Regions from separate parts of the Homo sapiens genome. Here region 2 is linked to region 1. A link is an interaction called in ENCODE POLR2A ChIA-PET data of the cell type or tissue named here. Cell type or tissue: OCI-LY7. All regions are shown on one strand. Each heading gives the region's core, and the rest is flanking DNA. Links, peaks and the distances in the headings are about the cores only.

The links. Peaks named below come from ENCODE experiments on the same cell type or tissue, not always from the same donor. Only the 100,000 strongest peaks of a DNase experiment are listed, where the experiment ranks them.
Region 2: POLR2A ChIA-PET joins it to region 1 with 5 read pairs; 3 of 35 experiments call an interaction of 5 or more read pairs at or near these places.

The regions. Positions count from the first base shown.
Region 1 is chr19:47,258,133-47,265,622 of GRCh38, forward strand. It overlaps CCDC9 (coiled-coil domain containing 9), which reads left to right. Exons shown (of 12, transcript NM_015603.3): 2 at 198-271; 3 at 427-531; 4 at 2,189-2,290; 5 at 2,456-2,707; 6 at 6,471-6,554; 7 at 6,641-6,814. The coding sequence starts at 269. Among named protein-coding and RNA genes, the nearest start is that of CCDC9, 5.4 kb to the left of the region's middle. In OCI-LY7, for the core only: no CTCF peak of the experiment used is centred there; a DNase peak (open chromatin) is centred at 4,489; H3K27ac peaks cover 794 bases.
Region 2 is chr19:47,719,198-47,726,687 of GRCh38, forward strand. It overlaps EHD2 (EH domain containing 2), which reads left to right. Exons shown (of 6, transcript NM_014601.4): 4 at 6,615-7,027. Among named protein-coding and RNA genes, the nearest start is that of EHD2, 9.5 kb to the left of the region's middle. RefSeq lists an enhancer at 6,301-7,067. In OCI-LY7, for the core only: no CTCF peak of the experiment used is centred there; no DNase peak of the experiment used is centred there.

The sequences.
Region 1 (7,490 bases), core at 1,424-6,423:
AAAGATCATGAAAGGGCTGAGTCTGAATTTCTATGGAGAAGATGGAGGTGGCAGTTGAAAGGAGGGAGAGTGAGGGCTACAATTCTCTTGGGGTACAGGGTTTTTTGTGTATGGCTGTGAGGATCCCGCAGTATGTTAGAGGGTGAAGTAGGTTGGGGGGCCATTGGCCTTTGTCCTTTTTTTCCCTCTGTCCCCAGGAACCCTCAGTGCTGCGTCTAGATTCTGCAGGGGAGGTTTGCTGGGACCTTGGCTCCACGCAGCCAGCGAAATGGTGAGGCTGAAAAATGGGGTCTCTAGAATCTGAGTTTTGGGGAAGGGGGCTTGGGAGGATGGGATCCATAGGGGCAGACTCTCAGACCCTGGGGGAAAGTCCCTGGTATGGATGGAGGTTTTTCCTTCCATCCCTCAACTGCCTCCCGGTCTCAGGCAGCCACACTCGATTTGAAATCAAAGGAGGAGAAGGATGCTGAGTTGGACAAGAGGATCGAGGCTCTTCGGCGGAAGAATGAGGCCCTCATCCGGCGCTACCAGGTGCCCTAGCCCCGCCCTGGGAGACCCCATCCCCTCTCTTCCCCGCAGTGAGTTTTTCTCACCTCTCCCTTCCTTAAAACCTTTTCATGGCTCCCCATCACTGTCAGGATAAAGGCCAAAGGCCTTAGCCTGACATCCCTTCTTTCATTCCATTATTCATTCATTCATTCATTTGTTCACAAATATTCCCCAAGATCTTTACCAGCCCCAGTGCTGAGTGGTGCTGGGGATATAGCTGTGACTGAGACAGACCCAGGCCTGCCCCCTCCAGGGTCCACCGTCTAGTCAGGGAGACAGCCCTGTCCTCAGGGATGCCCCAGAGCAGACAAGTCTGGAATCAGGAAATTCAGGGGTCTGTGGGAGTCCAGAGGAGGCTCTTGACCCAGCCTTGGGGATATCAGGGAGGGCTTCCTGGAGGAGTGGACTCTGAGGCTTGAGTGGTGAGTAGACAATAGCCAGTTGAAAAGGCGAGGGGAACATGTTTCAGGCAGAAAGAACAGTTTGTGCAAATGTTGGAAGCAAGAGAGAGCTTGGAGCTTCAAGTTGGAGGGTTGGTTAGGAGAGAATTGACCTGGGCAGGTCAGCAGGGGCCAGGCTGTGCTAGGCCCTGAATGCCACCAGGATGAGTTTGGACTTTGTCCTGAGGGCACTGGGGAGCCAGGGAGAGCCTTGAGCAGGGGTGGGACCGGTCAGAACAGCTCTTTAGGAAGACGCCTCTGGGTGCTGTGCGGTGGTGGGTGCGAGGAGGTGATACTGGAGCCCAGAGACCAAGGAGGAAGCTGGGGCTGGAACCCTAGTGGGAGAGGAGGTACCTGGCTCAGGGCAGGGCTGTTGAGAGGGACTCAGTTACTGATGGGCAGTTCAGGGCAGGGGGAGGAAGAGGGAGGATTTAGGACAAGGCTGCTGAGTAGGTGATGTGGCTCTCCCTGAGATGGGATCTGGGAGGTGGCATGGGTTTCATTTATTCATTCTTCATGTATTCATTCATTTTAAAAAAGGCATATTGAATTTCCCTTGTGGGCCAGGCAGCGTTCTAGACTTGGGATACACGTCAGTGACATACATCACTGAAAGCAGACAGACATTCCTGTCCCCAGGCAGATTCTGCCGTAGTGGAGGAAGCAGACAGTGAGCGAGACGCATATGGTGCTGGGTGCAAATGGGATGAGAACAGAGAGGGTGGCAGGGGAGCTGGTTTCCACAGGGTGCTCAGGGAAGGCCTCACGAGAAGGCAGCATTGGAGCAGAGACCTACAGGAGGTGAGGGGTTGGAGGGTCTCTGGGAAAAGTGTTCCTGGCAGAGGGATCCGCTGGCGCAAAGCCCCTGAGGCAGGTTTCAGCCTGGTATGTTGTGGGAATAGCAAGGAAGCCGGAGTGATCGTGGGGAGAGGGTGAGAGATGAGGTCGGGGAGGTACCAAGGCCAGACCCCACGGGTCCCACAGGCTGTGGGGAAGGCTGTTACTCAGAGGGGCACCACAGGAACGTTCTGAGTGGGGCTGCAACGTGCTGAGGTTTGAGGGATATGAGCGGCCTTCTTGTTCAGAGTCCAGGAGAGAGGCCTGGGCTGGGGCCAGACTTAGGAGGAGTTCAGGGGTCTGGGAGTCCGTCTGGCAGACAGGGCACCTGATGCTTCCCTACCCCGGCTGTCTGCTCCTAGGAGATTGAGGAAGACCGTAAGAAAGCTGAACTTGAGGGAGTCGCAGTCACAGCTCCCCGAAAGGGCCGCTCAGTGGAGAAGGAGAACGTGGCAGTGGAGTCGGTGAGCTCGTCACTGGGGTGTGGGACCCTGAGGATGGGGAGGGGCAGAGGGTTGAGGCCTGGGACCCAGGAGCCCCCAGCTGTCCTGCACCAGTGGGTGGCCTCCATCCTGGCCGCATGCCTCCCTGCCCCAGTGACTGTATTTTCCCCATCTCCCCTCTTCCAGGAGAAGAACCTGGGTCCTTCCCGGAGGTCTCCTGGGACCCCTCGGCCCCCAGGGGCCAGCAAGGGGGGCCGGACTCCTCCACAGCAGGGAGGCCGGGCCGGCATGGGCCGAGCATCGCGCAGCTGGGAGGGCAGCCCCGGGGAGCAGCCTCGAGGAGGAGGAGCTGGGGGCCGTGGCCGGAGGGGCCGGGGCCGAGGTTCACCTCACCTCTCTGGAGCTGGAGACACCTCAATCTCTGACCGTAAATCCAAGGTAGGAGCTAGGCAGCGCCTGGAGCCCTGGCTGAGGTTCTCTGTTGTCTGTTTCTGTTTTTTCCTCCTCTCAGATGCACATTTGTCCTGTGTGTCCATCTTTCAGTATCTCTCTCTGAGCCTTTGCATCTGGCTCTGTTTCTCTCTTCCTCCACCTCCTTCTCCTCCTCCTGCTCCCCCTCTTCTAGTTCCCCCTGTTCCTTCCCTCTCACGCCTAGAGCTCGTGTGTTTTTCCTTGTCTCTTTCTCTCCTACTCCTGCTCCCCGTCTTCTTGTTCCTCCTCGCCTTCCTTCCCTCCCCTCTCCTGCTTAGTGCTGCGTGTCCCTCCCTGTCCCTCTCTGTCTCCCTTTTTCTCGCTCTCTGGTGCATGCTTGCCCACTCATCCTCCGTCCCCATCTCTCCTCCCTTTCTGGCACTGTGTGTCTGTCTGGTGGGCTCTCTCTATCTGGTGTGCTTGTGAGCACAGGCTCTGTGTGGCATTCTGTTTCTGTGTGTTTCTCTTGGTCCCCGGCTTTGGTTATGGGGAGCAGTGATTTTACTGTAACTACCTCACTCACCCCTGACGTGCAGGTCAGCAGGGTGGGAGTCTGTCTAGCTGAGTGGCTTACAGCCCACCGTGGACATGGGTTGAATCTGGTTCTGTGAGCTACCTGGCCTTGGGCAGCTCACTTCCCCTGTGAGCTTCTGGTTCTAGCACTTACACGGGAATAAGAAAATTCAAAAATTAGCTGGACGTGGTGGTGGGCACCTGTAATCCCAGCTACTTGGGAGGCTGAGGCAGGAGGATCACTTAAACCTGGGAGGTGGAGGTCACAGTGAGCCGAGATCATGCCACTGCACTCCAGCCTGGGCGACAGAATGAGACTCTGTATCAAAAAAAAAAAAAAAAAAAAAAAATGCTGGGCGTGGTGGCTCACGAGGCCTGTAATCCCAGCACTTTGGGAGGCTGAGGTGGGCGGATCACCTGAAGTCAGGAGTTCGAGACCAGCCTGGCCAACATGGCGAAACCCCATCTCTACTAAAAGTACAAAAATTAGCCGGGTGTGGTGGCACACGCCTGTAATCCCAGCTACTCGGGAGGCTGAGGCAGAAGAATTGCTTGAACCTGGGAGGTGGAGGTTGCAGTGAGCCGAGATTGCGCCATTGTACTCCAGCCTGGACAACAAGAGTGAAACTCCGTCTCAAAAAAAAAAAAATAATTAGACTTAAATTGGGCATGCCAAGCTGCTGTCACACAAAGACTCCAAAAATTTCATGACCTAAGTGGAGTAGGAGTTTATTTCTCCCTTGTATGCTGAGCCCTGCAGGGAGGTGGGTGGTCCAGGGGGTGAGGCCCTGCTCCATGATGTCACTCAGGGACCCAGGTTCCTGCTTTTTTTTTTTTTTTTTTTTTCTTGAGACAGAGTCTCACTTTGTTGCCCAGGCTAGAGTGCAGTGGCATGATCTTGGCTCACTGCAACCTCCGCCTCCTGGGTTCAAGCAATTCTTGTGCTTCAGCCTCCCAAGTAGCTGGGATTACAGGTGTGCACCACCACACCCGGCTAGTTTTTGTGTTTTCAGTAGAGATGGGGTTTCGCCATGTTGGCCAGGCTGGCCTTGAACTCCTGACCTCAGGTGATCCTACCGCCTCGGCCTCCCAAAATGCTGCGATGACATGTGTGAGCTGCTGCGCCCGGCCTGGTTCCTGTTTTTGTTGCTTGGTGGCCCCTAGGTCCTGGTCATTGTCTGTGGTAACAGCTGGGTTGCCGACATGGTTGCGGTTCAGTTCACAGGAAGGGGAAAGATAAGTCTGCTTTATCACTTTTGGTCATGTCCTGTTGGTGAGAACTTAGACACCTGGTCATACCTAACCTCAAAGGAGACTGGGAAATGAAAACGTTGTCTACAGCTGGCTGGCTATTTGCCCATCTAAAATTTTGTCACTAGCTTGGTTACTAGTAACAAGTAGTTACTAGCTACTTGGAATGCTGGGTGCTGTGGTATGGGCTTGTGGTCCTAGCTACTTGGGAAGCTAAGGTGGGAGGATCGCTTGAGCCCAGGAGTTTGAGACCAGGCTGGGCAACAGAGTGAGACCCCATCTCTATAAAAATTTTAAAAATTAACTGGACGTGGTGGTGTGCCCCTGTGGTCCCAGCTACTTACTTGGGAGGCTGAGCCAGCAGGATCACTTGGGAGGCTGAGCCTGGGAGGTCAAGGATGCAGTGAGCTGTGAACACACACCACTACATTCCAGCCTGGGCAACAGAGTAAGACCCTGTCTCAAAAAAAAAAAAAATCAATAAATTTTTGCTACCATGGAAGGAAGAAGGGGAGAACGGATTGTGGTTGGTGGGGGTAGGTCACCTAACCATCTGCCAAGTAATTACTGTTATTACCACCACTATGATTGCGGCAACCTTGGTGTGCCAGGGCCCCCAGCACCCTGACACTGAACTCGCAGGTTCAGTGGTTTGCTAGAAAGACTCATGGCTTAGATTTATCACAGTGAAAGAGATCACAAAGCAAAATCAGCAGGGGGCGGGGTACCTGGGCTGAGGTCTGGAGGAAACCCGGCATGAACTTCCAAGAGTCCTTTCCCTGTGGAGTCCCAGGGGATGCGCTGAATTCCTCCAGCACTGAATTGTGACAACATGTGGCTTACCAGGGATGCCCACGAGAGATTCAGCACTCCAGGTTTTTAATTGGGGGCTGGTTTATTTTTATTTATTGTATTTATTTAGTTTTTAAAATTTCTTTTTGTTTTTGAGATGGAGTTTCACTCTTGTTGCCCAGGCTGGAGTGCAGTGGTATGATTTCGGCTCACTGCAACCTCCGCCTTTTGGTTTCAAGCAATTCTCCTGTCTCAGCCTCCCAAGTAGCTGGGATTACAGGTGCCCACCACCATGCCCGGCTAACTTTTGTATTTTTAGTAGAGACGGGGTTTCACCATGTTGGCCAGGCTGGTCTCGAACTCCTGACCTCGTGATCCACCTGCCTCGGCCTTCCAAAGTGCTGGGAATACAGGCGTGAGCCACTGTGCCCGACCCGTTATTTTTATTTTTATTTTATTTTATTTTTTGAGACAGAGTCCTACTCTGTTGCCCAGGCTGGAGTGCAGTGGCACAATCTCGGCTCACTGCAACGTCCACCTCCTGGGTTCAAGTGATTCTCTTGCCTCAGCCTCCCGAGCAGCTGGGATTACAGGCGCCCACCACCATGCTTGGCTAATTTTTTTCGTATTTTTAGTGAGATGGGGTTTCCCCATGTTAGCCAGCCTGGTCTCAAACTCCTGACCTCAGGTGATCCACCCACTTCGGCCTCCCAAAGTGCTGGGATTACAGGCGTGAGCCACCGCGCCCGGCCACTTTTAAAATTTTTTGTAGAGACAGGGTCTTGCTATGTTGCCTAGTCTGGCCTTGAACTCCTGGGCTGAAGCAATCCTCCTGCCTTGGCCTCCCAAAGTGCTTGGATTAGAGGTGTGAGCCACCATGTCAGCCTGGAGGCTAGTTTTGAACGCAGGCCCCTTCTGTCTAGTATGTACTGAAATTCCAGACCCCCCAGTAGGAAGGCGAATGCAGCGTACAGCGTGTTGTTCGCATAGTCCAAGCCTGGCCAGCCAGCCTCATCAGTTCACTGCTGACCTGGAGCACGCTGAGAGCAAATGGTCAGATGCCAGCAGGCCAGTCCGAGGAGAGGAGCCTCAGGCCTGCTGGGCAGCCCGTCTCCTGCACCGGCAGCTTAATAGTTCTCCCTGAAGCTGGGTGTCCCTATCTTTATCCCCCCAGGAGTGGGAGGAGCGGCGCAGGCAGAACATTGAGAAGATGAATGAGGAGATGGAGAAGATCGCCGAGTATGAGCGCAACCAGCGGGTCAGTGGTGCGGGTGTCCCCGAGGCAGGGCCGAGCTGCCTGGGCTGCGGGGAGCCCGCGCCAACCCCCTGCTCTGCTGCCTGCAGGAAGGGGTTCTTGAACCCAACCCAGTGCGGAACTTCCTGGACGACCCCCGGCGACGCAGCGGGCCCCTGGAGGAGTCTGAGCGGGACCGCCGGGAGGAGAGCCGCCGGCACGGCCGCAACTGGGGGGGCCCCGACTTCGAGCGGGTGCGCTGTGGCCTTGAGCACGAGCGGCAGGTGGGTGTTGGCAGTGAGGACACCTCGGGGCTCTCAGGGCTTTGATGGGGACTGCATAGCAGGAACCAGACAGATCAGGGCCATGGGGCCTCTCCTTTTTTGTGCCACAGCACAGGACTTTTTTTTTTTGAGACGGATTCTCGCTCTGTCACCCATTCTGGAGTGCAGTGGCACCATCTCGGCTCACTGCAGCCTTTGCCTCCTGGGCTCAAGCAATTCTGCCTCAGCCTCCCGAGTAGCTGGGATTACAGGCAAGTGCCACCACACCTGGCTAATTTTTTCGTATTTTGTAGAGACGGGGTTTCACCATGTTGGCCAGGCTAGTCTTGAACTCCTGACCTCAAGTGATCCACCTGCCTCGGCCTCCCAAAATGCTGGGATTATAGGTGTGAGCCACTGTGCTTGCCCAGGATTTTAATTATTAAGGATTTATGGTATGTTTTGTTTCCTGCCAAGGTAAATCTCCCCTCATTGTTAATGACACCAGCATTTATGAGGCACCTACCACATGGCAGGTGCTGTGTGAGGGGTGGGGACCTGGCCTAGAAGAGGAGGCAGGGGCAGTGTCCTTGCACTTGGTGGTCCACCCCTAAATTGTCCGTCTGTTGGTTCTTCTGTCAGTACCACGTGGCTCTAGTTGTTACAGCTTTGTGGTATGTTTGAGGGTTTTCTTGTT
Region 2 (7,490 bases), core at 1,597-6,596, 460 kb after region 1:
AAGAGGGACAGGGATTCCGAGGCAGTGAGACAGCGACGCAGGGAGACACAAGGCCTGGAGATGAGGCAGAGCCTGGGCAGGGGAGGCAGAGCCCGGGCAGGGGAGGCTGGGCCCTGCGAGCTCCTGGCTCTGCGTCTGGGCCACAGATGGGGCCGAGAAGGGGATGGGAAGGGAATCTGGGTGGGGGCCAAGGCCAGGCCTGGAATTTATAAACAGCTGTGCAAGGAGAGTGGCGGGGGGTGGATTCCAGCCGGGGCCTCCGGGCGTGCTGAGCCCTCACCACCCCTGCCCAGCCCAGCTCAGCATCTGTGGTCCCCCAGCCCCACAGATCTGTGTCCCCCACCCCCCATGGCCTTGGAGGCCCAGAACTGGGGCAAAGGAGGCTGCTATGTGGGGCAGAGAGGATGGGAGGCCCTGGCGAGAAGGCTGGGCCTGGGGTGGGGTGGGGACGCTGGGGGTGACCATGTCTCTGGCTGCCGTCCAGAGGCCCCACGGGAGAAAGGCAGGAGGCAGCTGCAGAAACGATTGGGAGGACACGCTGCCAGCTGAGGGGGAGGAATTCCTGGGGCTCCCACCCCAGGGCCTGGACCTGGGACAGCGGGAGGGAGAGGCTCTCTCAGCCAGGGCAGGGGTGCCGGCAGGGGGGTTCAAAGGCCATGGGTGGTGGGGGAGTGGGGAACGGGGTCTCCCTCCCTGGCCTTGAGGATAGAGGAAGAGGAGGAGAGAGTGTCCAGCTGTTGGTGTGTATATGTGTGTGTGTGTGTGTGTGTGTGACTTTGTGTATATCTTGGGAAAGTGTGTCATTATGAGTGTACTCCTGGGTGTGGTGGTTCCACGCATTTGTGTATAGCAGTGGACGTGCCTCATTGTGGCCATGGCTCTGAGGTTGTATGACTTTGAATTGTGTACATGCCTCTGTGTGTGTGTGTGTGTGTGCGCATGTGCCTATAATTGTGGCTGGAAGACTTTGTTTTGTTTGTTTTTGAGACAGAGTCTCACTCTGTCGCCCAGGCTGGAGTGGAGTGGCGCGATCTCGGCTCACTGCAACCTTTGCCTCCCGAGTTCAAGTGGCTCTGCTGCCTCAGCCTCCTGAGTAGCCAGGACTACAGGCGCCCGCCGCACCCATGTCCGGCTAATTTTTGTATTTTTTTTTAGTAGAGACGGGATTTCACCATGTTGGCCAGGCTGGTCTCGAACTCCTGACCTCAGGTGATCCTCCTGCCTTGGCCTCCCAAAGTGCTGGGATTACAGGTGTGAGCCACCATGCCCGGCCTGCTGGATGACTTTGTGTGACTCTGAAGGGCTGTGTAGGGCTATGAGAGACTTTGTGGGATAGTGTGCAACTGATTCTGTCCCTATATACTGTTATATTGTGACGTGTGTGTGTGAGAGAGACAGACATAAAGGGCAACTTTTGTCTATGTGTCTATGTGGATTTAGTGTGTATCATTGTAGGTGTGAGTCTGACATTGTGTGCCTGTGTGTGAGATGGTCTAGGCATATATGTGTATCTGGGCTGTGGGCTGTGTGTGACTTTGTGTGGCTGCATGGGGCGGTCAGGGCTGCGGGGATTTTGTGGGACTGTGTGTGACTACCTGTGATTGTATCTCCGGATACAGTTGTGTGCTTCTGTGTGGTGTTGTGTATGTGAGAATGTGTGTGTGTGCAGGAGTGCATCTTTTGTGTAACTGTGTGTGATTACGTCTGTGTGTGTGCCTTTGGATTTGGGAGGGCATGGGAGGTTATGTGTGTGCGACTGTGTCTGTGTGGGTGTGCATGCATGTGTGCCTCTGTACCTGTGTGTTCGTGCAGGTCTCTGTGTCTATGCCGTGTGTGCATCTCACATTATCTTTGTGATTGTGTGACCACAAACATCTGTGTAGGTCCCAGATTGTGAACACGGGTATGTCTGGGAGCCTGCATCTTGTAGTAATTGGCTATGTTTGTGTCTGGATGTGCTACTGGGGGTGTGTGTGTGTGTGTGTGTGTGTGTGTGTGTATGCGAGCTCATGTGTGTGGCTGCCTCTGCATGTAAGATGTGTGAACACACGCATGTGTGATTGTAGCATAGTAAAGCCCTCAAATCTGGGCTCTGCTACTTTTATTTATTTATGTTATGCTACTTTTTTTTTTTTGAGATGGAGTCTTACTCTGTCTTCCAGGCTGGAGTGCAGTGGTGCGACCTCGGCTCGCTGCAACCTCCGCCTCCTGGGTTCAAGCAATTCTCTGCCTCAGCCTCCGGAGTAGCTGGGATTACAGGCGCCTGCCACCATGCCCGGCTAATTTTTTTGTATTTTTAGTAGAGACGGGGTTTCGCCGTCTTAGCCAGGCAGGTCTTGAACTCCTGACCTCGTGATCCACCCACCTCGGCCTCCCAAAGTGTTGGGATTACAGGCATGAGCCACCGCCCAGCCTATTTTCTGCTGCTTTTAAACTGTGGGACCTTAGGCAAGCCACTTAACCTCTCTTTGCCTCAGTTTTCTTACCTGCAAAATGGGAATAATGGGCTGGGCGCAGTGGTTCACGCCTGTAATCCCAGCAGTTTGAGAGGCCAAGGTGGGCAGATTACCTGAGGTCAGGAGTTCGAGACCAGCCTGGGCAACATGGTGAAACCCTGTCTATACTAAAAATACAAAAATTAGCTGGGTGTGGTGGTGCTTGCCTGTAATCCCACCTACTCGGGAGGCTGAGGCAGAAGAATTGCTTGAACCCAGGAGGTGGAGGTTGCAGTGAGCCGAGCTCATGACACTGCACTCCAGCCTGGGCGATAGAGTGAGACTTGGTCTCAAAAATAAACAAACAGAAAAACAAAACACACACACACACACACACACACACACACACACACACACACACACACTGGGAATAATAATACTAGCGGCCTCATAGTTGTCCTAAAGGTTAAATTAGTTAAAACATACAAAGCACTTAGAAGGTGCACACTTGTGTGTGCACACAGTAGGCGCTATGGAAGTGCCAACAATGCCTGTTTTCGCTGGGTGAGTGCCGTTGTGGGCCCAAGGTTCCTTTTTGCCACGTCTCCCATCCCACACTGACTCAACCTCTCTCCCTTCTTCCCTCCCCGCCCCATGAGACACACTTTCCGAATCTGGGCCAGTATGTGTGTTTGTGGAGACACCGGGAGGGAGGGGGGGCTCCAGTTGCTGTCCCTCCAGTGACTTGGCCCTTCCTCCCCCAAAACAACGGCCCCCAACCCCATCCCGGTCCCTGCGTTGCCCGCAAGGAGGCTGCTTCCTCTCAGGCAGGATGGGTGCAAGCACCAGCTCCCCGGAGGAGCATAGGGGCCCATGGGACTCCTCTTCTGTCGCCTCTTACCTGTGTGTCTTGAGTAAGTCCCCTAACTTCTCTCTCTTTTTTTTTTTTTGAGACGGAGTTTCGCTCTTGTTGCCCAGGCTGGAGTGCAGTGGCAGGACCTTGGCTCACTGCAACCTCCGCCTCCTGGGTTCAAGTGATTCTCCTGCCTCAGCCTCCCGAATAGCTGGGATTACAGGTGCCCACCACCACACCCAGCTAATTTTTTTGTATTTTTAGTGGAGACGGGGTTTCACTATGTTGGTCAGGCTGGTCTCGAACTCCTGACCTCAGGTGATCCACCCGCCTCAGCCTCCCAAAGTGCTGGGATTGCAGGCGTGAGCCACCACGCCTAGCTAGTCCCCTAACTTCTCTGTGCCTCAGTTTCCTCATCTGGAAAATGGGGTCAGAACAGTGCCCACCTCCTGGGGTTGTTGTGAAGAGTCACTGAGTGAGCTCTAGCTGGAGGGCATGAAGTCAGTAAATCAGGGCTAGCTCCTTGTTCTGCCAGTTAACTCTTCGTCCTCCGGGTTCCCACTCTGCCTTCCCTCCTCCTGGAAGTCCTCCTTGACCCCCAGGCTGGGGGTTGGGTCAGGCACTGGCCCTGGGCTCCCACAGCTCCCTGGATCCCCCTGCCCACCCTGGGCTGACCACTCAGGGGCCAGGTCTGTGTCCCCAGTGGGCTGAGAGATGTAAGGACAAAGCTGAAACTGCCTCAGCCTCCACACACACAGCAGGGACCACAGAGGGTGCTTCCCAGTGGGTGACATCACCATGACTTGCTGAGTGCTTACCGTACATCCAGCACTGTTTTTAAAAAAACAGTTTCATTGAGGATTAACGTACACGCCATAAAAACTCAACCATTATGGCCGGGCTCAGTGGCTCATGCCTGTAATCTCAGCACTTTGGGAGGCTGAGGTGGGCGGATAATGAGGTCAAGAGATGGAGACCATCCTGGCCAACATGGTGAAAACCCATCTCTACTAAAAATACAGAAATTAGCTGGGTGTGGTGGCACCTGTAATCCCAGCTACTCGGGAGGCTGAGGCAGGAGAATTGCTTGAACTCGAGAGGCAGAGGTTGCAGTGACCTGAGATCGCGCCACTGCACTCCAACCTGGGCGACAGCGAGACTCCGTCTGAAAAAAAAAAAAAAAAAAAAGCTCAACCATTTTTTTTTTTAAAGAGACAAGGTCTTGCTCTGTCTGCAGGCTGGAGTGCAATGACGCAATCATGGCTCACTGCAGCCTCCAACTGCTGGGCTCAAGTGATCCTCTTGCTTCCTCCTCCTGAGTAGCTGAGACTACAGATGCATGCCAACATGTGTGGATAATTTTTTATTTTATTTTTTTCTGTAGAGACAGGGTCTTGTCATCTTGCCCAGGCTGGTCTCAAACTCCCAGGCTCAAGCGATCCTCCTGCCTCTACCTCCCAAAGTGCTGGGATTACAGGTGTGAGCCACTCTGTCTGGCCACTTCCATCATTTTTAAATGTACAGTTCAATGCCAGGCATTATTTTAAGCTCTTTATATATATTAGCTCATTTATATTCTTTTAATCTTCACAACAGTCTTTTTTTTTTTTTGAGACAGAGTCTCACTCTGTCGCCCAGACTGGAGTGCAGTGATGCTATCTCGGCTCACTGCAACCTCTGCCTCCCAGGCTCAAGCGATTCTCGTGCCTCAGCCTTCTGAATATGTGGGACCATAGGCATGAGCCACCAACACCGGGCTAATTTTTTTGTATTTTTAGGGCTAGGCTGGTCTTGAACTCCTGGCCTCAATTGATCTGCCCACTTCAGCCTCCCAAAGTGCTGGGATTACAGGTTTGAGCCATCACACCTGGCTTCACAACAGTCCTATGATTTGCATTTTACAGAAAAGAAAACACAAGTTCAGAGAGGTTAAGCTACTTGCCTAAGGTCACACAGTGGATGGGGGCAGAGGAGGGACTCAACTCCAGGTCTTCCAGACAGCTAAGTCAGGGGGTCTCAATCGCTTCTCTCTGCTCTCCTCAGCATTGCTTGTTGGTGAATAAATGAGTGAAGAAGCAAAGGTGAGAATGAGTGGATGAAGGAGTGAATGAGGAAATGAATGGTGAAAGGAATGAATGAATGAGCATGGGAACCCATGGCTGGGATGGGTGCTTCATAAGAGCAAGAATCTTGTCTGTGTGTTCTCTGCGGTATCCCAGGCTCCCAGGACAGGGCTTGGCACACATGAGACTCTCAGTAAGTATTGCTAAATAAATGCAAAATATTTAACTTCTCAGCCTGGCCAACATGGTGAAACCCCGTCTCTACTAAAAATACAGAAATTAGCCAGGGTGGTGGTGCATGCCTGTAATCCCAGCTACTCGGGAGGCTGAGGCAGGAGAATTGCTTGAACCTGGGAGGTGGAGGTGGAGGTTGCAGTGAGCCACATTCATGCCACTGCACTCCAGCCTGGGCGACAGAGTGAGACTCTGTCTCAAAAAAAAAAAAAAAAAAAAAAAAAAAAAAAAAAAAAATTATCATCTGCTATGGCAAGAGCACAGCTATCCAGCATGAACTCTAGTTGCTGGATCGTGGGGAGATACAACAGGTCCTGGGGAGGAGCTGGGGTGATAGAGGCATGTGGCAGGCTTGGGGGTTCCATAGAAGCACAGGGGGATCTCTTAGCAAACATGTCAGTATTTTTAACAACCTATATGTACATACCGACGCACACCTGTAATAACTGCTTAATGAATGAGCAAATGAAAAAATGGAGGCCGTGAGGCTGGGCGCGGTGGCCCACGCCTGTAATCCCAACATTTTGGAGGCTGAGGCAGGAGGATCAGTTGAGCTCAGGAGTTTGAGACTAGCCCGGCAGCCCGGGTAACATAGTGAGATCCCATCTCTACTCAAAAAAAAAAAAAAAAAAAAAAATTAGCCAGGTGTGGTGATGCGCGCCTGCAGTCCCAGCTACTAGGGAGGCTGAGGTGGGAGGATCACCTGAGCTCCGGGAAGCAGAGGTTGCAGGGAGGCGTGATCCCGCCATTGTGCTCGAGCAAAGGAAAAGGGGGATGATTGCCCCCTGTAGCCAGATGGCTTGAGGGGCTGGGGCCAGAGCGAGGGGGGAAATTCTGGGCACTGGAGAGCCAGAGCAGTAGTGCCCACTGAGGGCCTTGGCTATTTTGCCCAGACAGGATTTGGACAGCCAACAACGTGAACATCTTTACAGTCCAATATGCAAGAGAATGGGATACTACTGAGAATGGCTGGAGGGTGGGGGTCTGATTTCTGCCCCTTGCGCCCCTGTCTCTCCACTCCCACTCCAGGCTACGACTTCCCGGCCGTGCTGCGCTGGTTCGCGGAGCGCGTGGACCTCATCATCCTGCTCTTTGATGCGCACAAGCTGGAGATCTCGGACGAGTTCTCAGAGGCCATCGGCGCGTTGCGGGGCCATGAGGACAAGATCCGCGTGGTGCTCAACAAGGCCGACATGGTGGAGACGCAGCAGCTGATGCGCGTCTACGGCGCGCTCATGTGGGCGCTGGGCAAGGTGGTGGGCACGCCCGAGGTGCTGCGCGTCTACATCGGCTCCTTCTGGTCCCAGCCCCTCCTCGTGCCCGACAACCGGCGCCTCTTCGAGCTGGAGGAGCAGGACCTCTTCCGCGACATCCAGGGCCTGCCCCGGCACGCAGCCTTGCGCAAGCTCAACGACCTGGTGAAGAGGGCCCGGCTGGTGCGAGTGAGTAGTCCTGAGGGCTGGGCGCGCATTCTTGGAGGAGGTTTCCTCGGTCCTCTCCTACCAGTGCTGTGAGTCCCTGACTTATCAGGGCCCAGGTTAGTTAGTTCTCTTGAAGTTGGGTCATTCTGGCACAGAGTGAAGCCGGGAGGAAGAACTGTATGGAGAGACTCATTCCTCTGCCTTTGGATTTCTGTGTCAACTCCGTGTCACCCTGGCTTCTCTGTCCTGGTATTTCTATTTCTTCTTCCTCTTCCTCCTCCTCCTCCTTCTCTTCTTCTTCTTCCTCTTTTTCTTCTTTCTTCTCTCTTTCCTCCTCCTCCTCTTCTTCTCCCTCCTCCTCCTCCTTCTTCTCTTTCTTCCTCCCCTTCCTCCTTCCTTCCTTCCTTCCTCTGTTCCTCTCTCCCTTCCTCCCTCCTCCCTTCCTCCTTCCTTACATCCTCTTTCGTTCCCTCTTCTTCCTTCT